Linked DNA regions of Mus musculus: region 2 is linked to region 1. Evidence: chromatin contacts called from ENCODE Hi-C or POLR2A ChIA-PET data. All regions are on one chromosome and are shown on one strand. Each heading gives the region's core, a stretch centred on a gene start or an enhancer-like site at or near the end of the contact. The rest is flanking DNA. Distances are from core to core; before and after follow the strand shown. Region 1 has its middle 4.8 kb from the start of Gm32673. Region 2 overlaps Cd9 (CD9 antigen).

Evidence for each region. A loop is a pair of places that touch in the nucleus more often than their neighbours do. ChIA-PET counts read pairs that join two places held with the same protein, here RNA polymerase II (POLR2A).
Region 2: a loop to region 1 is called in a map of heart, with 2.2 times the contacts of the local background. The contact joins two enhancer-like sites. A Hi-C loop is called at or near these places in 6 of 37 maps with a recorded cell type or tissue (CH12.LX, T-helper 17 cell, gastrocnemius and 3 more). POLR2A ChIA-PET finds 5 or more read pairs at or near these places in 5 of 5 experiments (Patski and embryonic stem cell).

What each region holds. Positions count from the first base shown.
Region 1 is chr6:125,424,434-125,427,896 of GRCm38, forward strand. No RefSeq gene overlaps it. Among named protein-coding and RNA genes, the nearest start is that of Gm32673, 4.8 kb to the right of the region's middle. Within about 2 kb of position 2,103, at least 1 of the 3 ENCODE cell types and tissues checked has a DNase peak (open chromatin) inside an H3K27ac peak, as active enhancers do; it is heart, where a contact is called at or near this core.
Region 2 is chr6:125,466,025-125,469,366 of GRCm38, forward strand. All of the region lies in intron 2 of Cd9 (CD9 antigen), which reads right to left. Among named protein-coding and RNA genes, the nearest start is that of Gm28809, 7.2 kb to the right of the region's middle. Within about 2 kb of position 1,427, at least 1 of the 3 ENCODE cell types and tissues checked has a DNase peak (open chromatin) inside an H3K27ac peak, as active enhancers do; it is heart, where a contact is called at or near this core.

The sequences.
Region 1 (3,463 bases), core at 853-3,352:
TCACTCACATGACCGGCTCCCCTTTTCCTTGTAAACTAAGCCATTCTGCTTTTTCCATGGCACTAAAAATCTTCCCAGGTCGGCTTCTCAAGGATCCAGACATCCTCCATTTGATTTTTCTTATTTTCATTCTTTAAGATTTTGACATTCTTGGAGTAATGCAGGCAAGGCACCCACCAACCCTGGTGTGTTTATAAAAACATAAAAAGAGGGGTATGCCGGGCGTGGTGGCGCACGCCTTTAATCCTAGCACTCGGGAGGCAGAGGCAGGCGGATTTCTGAGTTCGAGGCCAGCCTGGTCTACAGAGTGAGTTCCAGGGCAGCCAGGGCTATACAGAGAAACCCTGTCTCGAAAAACAAAACAAAACAAAAAAGAGGGGGTATATATTCTATGGGGGCGTGGTGAGGTATGGGGGGGGGAAGGAGGTTCCTCCGCGGGCCCATGCTGAGGCATCCCCTTCCCCGAGGGACCAGCCACACAAAGGTATAGTATAGAATAGAGTTTATTCAGGGTATGGGGAGGGGAGTTAAGAGGGTAGTAGAGGCAGAGAAAGGCAGAGAGAGGGAGAATAGAAGAGTAGAGGCTGGCCATGAGCACATGGAGAGATGGGGAAGGGAAGAACAAGGTAGCAAGAGAGGAACAAGGAGGGAGAAAGGGGCAAGCAGTGGGTCAGGCCTACCTGGCTATTGACAGGTAACTGTGGGGCGGAGCTTAGACAGAACGCTAACAGACCCCTTCCTGAAGTCCTCTCTCGCCCCAGAGATGCGGCATGGGGCGGTCGCATCAGGTTTGAAGCTCTTTTCTCCTGCAGGCAAGCTCAGTAATCCAGGCTCTTTGCTGTGTAGTTTATGCTGCTTTAGCATCTGCAATCCTGCCTCAGGCTACTCTGTGGTGGTGCGATCATAGGTTTCCCCGCTATGCCTACGACGGTTGTTTAGGACATCTGGGCTCCTTGCGTGTACAGGAGCTCAAACCGGTCATTGAATCTCAAGACAGTCACCCTCCTGGGCACTGAAAAGACAGTGTGTGGGAAACCAGAAACCACTCACCAGCCTCTCGCTTCCTAGGGGCCAGTGGGGTGGGTGGAGGGGGTGGGGCTAGGGAAGTGGGAGGTGCTTAGGTTTGTTATGGATGTCACTGCTACCCAAAGGGTGGGTTAGTGACTCATAGCTGCTGGAGCCTACAGGTGGGGTTGAGTGAGTCACTTTTATTCCTCAAGGGAGGGCCGAGGTGGGATGGAATGGAGGGGACCACGGAGTTGGAAAGAAATGAGGGATTTATATCTGAGAATTGGAGCTGTAAGACCTTGAGAAACGAACCTTCATTTCCTGTTAGCTGACCTGTCCGTGGGAAATGATCCCTACACTCCACATTATTGTGGAATTAAATGAAAGTGTTGCTTACACAACTGAGTGTGTACTGGGCATGGTGACTCACTCCTTTACCCAGCACTGTGATCTCTGTGAGTTCAAGGCCAGCCTGGTCTACAAAGCAAGTTCCATTTCAGCAGGGCTGTCACACAGAGAAACCCTGTCTCAAAAATAACAACAACAATAACATAAAAAAATCCACCATAAACCAAGAAACAAACTACAAATAGCGGTAGTGCCATCGCTTAAATCTTCATTTAGTTCCTGAAAACAGGCAGGGTAATAATATCTACTTCCTTTAGAGATTAAGGGCATTAAATAACGTATGCAAACTCTCTGCACAATGGTATTGGGTAAACGTTGTCCATTTTCATCAGCTGGGGGGGGGGGGTGTCACTGGTTTGTCAATGAATTCTCTGCTGTCTTAAGACCAAAAGGAGAAATGAGTCTGAGGGGTGACAATTAGGCTGCATTAGGTTGGGACCAGGCCAGCAATCCACTTGCGCCCGAATTGTGAGCCTACTAGGTGCTCACATGCTCATATTTGGTGTCACGCCTCCACAGAGGGCTCGAAAGAGATGAAAACCAACTGATAAGGAAGTGTTTGTGCTTGCCTCCTTCCTTTGAACCTCAAATTTATCTAAATAGAGATCTAACTTGGAACCAGGGTCCCAGGTTGCGCTTTCTGATGTGGCCTCCAGGGGGCGCATCCCCTTTGGGGCGCTCTGTGTGGCCGTGGAAGCTGCGGTGACTGTCGGAGGCAGGAGGATGAGTCAGCCTCCGAGGCTTCCGGCGTCCATTGGGTCCTGCTGCCCGCTCGGCCGCGCCCTGCCCGCGGGCTCCCGCCCGAGTCACCCTCTGGTATGGACCTGCAGCTCTGCAGGAGCTCAGGCCTTCCTTGCTGCCTGGGGGCAATATGGCCAGCCCTCTGGAGTGGTGGGCTTCCCGCGGGCGTGTGACCCCTCTCTCCACAGGGCCAGGGATTGCTTCCCTGCCCAAGTTCCAGGGCTTCAGGGCCCCGGGGCTGGCATGGGATGTGCTAGGACTGGGCAGCAGGAGGGACATCACGGAGGAAAATTTGCCACTATTCTCCACTTGGGGAGCCATGGAGCCTGGCCAGTTCCTCTGGATCCCCAAGAGTGTTCTCCCTCTGCTTAAAGTCAGAAAGAACAGACACCCCACCCCCACCCCCACCCCCCCACCCCCACCCCCGCGCTCCCATGCCCCTAGCCCTTTCCCTTGGCTTCTAGCTACAGATTTAGAACAGGGCTTGAGACTAGCTCAGCCAGTGTGGATGGTAAATTGGAAGATTTGGTTGATTCTGGGAGGGCCTCCCAATGAGTCACCATCCCTGGGAAGAGGTAACTCCCAGATGCCCAGGAGCTATCGGCCTCCCACTCAAGAGGAACTTGGAAGTAATGTCTAGCACAGAACACCTAACATTGTATATATATAGTAATGTCCATATTATTATATATGTATACTTTTAGATAGAAAGTTATAATTAAAATACATGAATCATATAGATCTCTGTGCATGTATACACATGTACTTTACAGGGCACCTCCTGTAAACTAGCTGTTGTCCCAGTGGCTCTACAGGAATTAATTATCTCAGACAGTTTTCACAGGACACTGGGGCATACGTACTATTATTGTTCCCATATGGTAGCTGAGGAAGTCTGAGCTCAGAGAGTAACTTTTGAGTGGGTGTGATGTCTGTCTGTAAACCAAGCAATTGGGTGGTAGAATCAGGAGGGCCAGTGTAACAGGCTCCAGACTGTAGCATAACTGACTCCATATTGGAAGAGCCATTCACTCAGCACGTAGACAGCATCACCTGCCAAAACCGTAAACAAAGACCTAATCCATCAAAGTCCATAGTCATGGGAACGTCTCTAAATGTGCTCACCCGGCTTTTGGGTGGCTGTAGTTCTGCTTCTGGCTAACTGTTCTTGCTAACTGAAGTGTGTCAACCCAGGACAAGTGTGTGTGTGTGTGTGTGTGTGTGTGTGTGTGTGTGTGTGTGTGTGCTTAAAAGCTCACCCCGACAGAGACTTGGGGCTACACTATGGGATCCTGAATGCCTGTGT
Region 2 (3,342 bases), core at 177-2,676, 41 kb after region 1:
TTCAAGTAAGCTCTGGCTGGCCTGAAACACCATGTGTAATGGCCTGGCCAGAAGCTCAGAGCTGCCTGCTTCTGCCTCCCAAGTGCTGGGCTTAAAAATGTACACCTCAGCTGGGCAGTGGTGGCACATGCCTTTAATCCCAGCACTCGGGAGGCAAAGGCAGGCAGATTCCTGAGTTCGAGGCCAAGCCAGGTCTACAGAGTGAGTTCCAGGACAGCCAGGGCGATATGGAGAAACCCTGTCTCGAAAAACCAAAAAAGATGTGCACCTCTCCCAGGTGTGGTAGTATACCCTTTACTTTCTCTTTTCCTTCCTTCCTCTTTTTCCCTCCAAGATAGAAAGGGTATCACTATATGGCTCTGACTGTCCTAGAGCTCACAGAGATCCACCTGCCTCTCTCTGCCTCCCAAATGCTAAGATTAAATGTGTGAGTCACTATGGCCAGCTAACACAACTTTAATCCCAATACACAGAGGCAGATGGATCTCTGTGAGTTCTTGGTCAGCTTGTTTTACATAGTGAGTTCCAAGGCAGCCAGGGTACGTAGTAACCCTGTCTTAGAAAAAGAAAAGAAGAAATGGCAACTTGTTTGTTTTTTAAAATAAAACACAGGGTGATTGGGGTTGAGAGATGGCTCACTAAGAATGTTTGCTATGCACCCATCCATGATGACCCAAGTCTGAGATCCCAGAACCCACACCCACATAAAAAAAAAGCCAGGTTATACGTGTGTGCCAGCCCTGGGAAGTGGAGCCAGTCAGATCCCAGGAGATAGCTGGCTGGCTGGTCAGCTTAGCTGAAAAAAAAGAACTTCAGGTTCAGTGAGAGACTGGGCCTCAATGATCTGGAGAGCACAAGAGACACCCAGCATTCCTTCTGGCTCCCACATGTGCATACATAGATTTAAATGACTGGGGGCTTGAGGCACACATAGAGGCACCGGGTTCAATCTTTAGTACCACAGAAAGAGGGATGACAACAGTGCAGTCTCCTGGAACTGTTGTGACGTGTGTAATGAGGTAGTACACACATTCACAAACACACACACACACACACACACACACACACACACACACACACACACGGCAACTGTTATTAATCCCAACACTATAAGGCCTAGGTAACCACTGCAAAAACCCATGTGATTTTTATGTACTTGACACTCTCTCCCTATTCTCCCACTAGGGTCAGAGAGACTTCTTCAGATAGGTGAAAAAAACAAGAGTGGGAGATATGCCTCCTCACAGAACACAGCACATTACGTGACAAGGACTTTTGGCAGGTGCCACAGTGACCTCACCGTCGTCCCCCATCTGCAGCATCCAGCGTAGGGCGGGACTCTGCAGGCAGAGACCGTGAGATTGGCCTGCAGCTGATGCTCATAGGCAGCCCAGAGCAGAGCACACACAGTGGGCATTTGTGCCTCTCTCGCCTCCTCCTATCGCCGTTGTGACGTGAAGTCACGTGGGGTTACTGGAAAACCCCACAGTGCATGAATATGGGTATTGTTTCTGTGCATGCCTGGCCTAGACTGGGCAAGGGGACAAACGCAGCTTGTCCTCAAGTCATCTCCCTGGCCAGCCAACGTAGTGGGGCCTGAACATGGGAGGCAGTGCAGTTCCGTGCACGGCCCCTGGGGAGGAACGCCAGCTGCCAAGGGGACACCACTGACTGTGGCAGAAGTACAGCCGTGGTTTCTGACTGTCGGATCAGGGCAAGACATAAAAACATGAGATAGAGTCAAATGCAAACAAATATAGTCCACACCCCGGTATGGGAGCTTGGACACCCTGGTAAGGCCAGGGCAGCCTGGGAACCAAGAGCCTTGAAGGAGGGGGCAGTTCTCACAGAGAGAGAATGTTTCCCTAGTGGGCCTCTTGGTTCATATGACAGATCAACCCCAGAAAGATTTTAAACTAAATGTCTGTTGGCTTTAACTCTTGTTCAGATAGCTGCAGCTCTGGAAGTGTCTCTGTTTAGCCTTCTCTAGTCAGGAGCAAGAAGACAGCAACCCTGGCAGGTAAGCTATAGAAATGGCTCATCTGGAAGCTGGTCTCCCAACCCTAGTGAGTCATGGACTCAATGCGAGCCTCCTATTGTATCTTTACAGATGTGTAAAGAAGGGCTAGATAGAGCTCAAACCCAGGGCTTCCTGACGGTGAGGCTGGTCTTCACTTCTGAGCTCCAGCTCGGAGCTCCGCCCCACCTCTTGGCCTGCTTTAGAAAAGAACCGTCTCTTGCTTCCTTTTGGGAAAGCGGCAGCTCACAGCCCCACACCCGGCCCTTGTTAGCAAGGGCTGGCAGTGTTAAACGACAAAGCGTTCCCTTTTATAAAAGGAGTGAATGTTAGCTTTCTGTCTGACTCATGGAAAAATATATTCGTCAGAGGGCCTTCATCAGGATCTCCACGCTAAATTGCTTAAGGGCTGTTTATTATACAGTTTTTTTTTTTCTCTTGGGCTGACATTATAGGTCTATTTAAATGGGGTGGCGTAGCATATGTCAGGGTGCCCTTTGCACAGGAAGTGGGGTGCTCTGTCCCACCTGTGTATTGGGCTCTGAGCCCCGACTAGCGAGGACACAAAAGCCTTCCCTGGAGGCCCAGCTCTATCTAAGTCATAAGCATTTCCCGCCGACCATTTGGTTCATTATCCCCAAACACCTGGCCCCCACTCTACTCCCTCCCCCACCCCAGCTCATTCCTGCCTTCTCTCCCTCCCACGGCCGGTTACTCTCATTCAGAAGAGTCACTGGTATATGCTGAGCATGGCACCCTCAGAGAAGTGTGGGTCCCACGTCTGCCGTGCCGGATTCAGGTGGGAAATGGACAATCCTCCATGGCAGACGTACCCAGTGCAGGGAGGCCACCTTACTGAGGACATATACCCAGAATGTCCCAAGCACTTGGGATGGACACTCATGGCCTGTGGCCACACCCCCTAAATTCCTTCACTCTGGCCATGGTTCTAGAAGGACACCAAGTTAAGAGCTGTGGGCCCCGGGGCTGGGAAATGTAGTTCTGTGACATGTCTGACATGTTGGTAAGCCTGGGACTGTGTCCTGCTGACAGGATGAATGTACCAGGGCTGACCTGGAGAGAAAGCCCTTCTATGGGTAAGGAAGGTATCAGCTGTTCTGCTAAGTCTTGCATTTCTGCCTCACTACACACCCTTTCTTGACTGTACGAGCTGTGGTCTCACGTCAGGAAACCTGAACAAAAAAAAGGTTGCCTGAAAAGTCAGCTACACACTTTGGCAGGTCTGAGGTTGGCCACCCTATCATGCCAGAGAAATCAGCCTGGGTGGGTATAACCAGTCCTTCTAGCACATGTGTCGGGAGGAC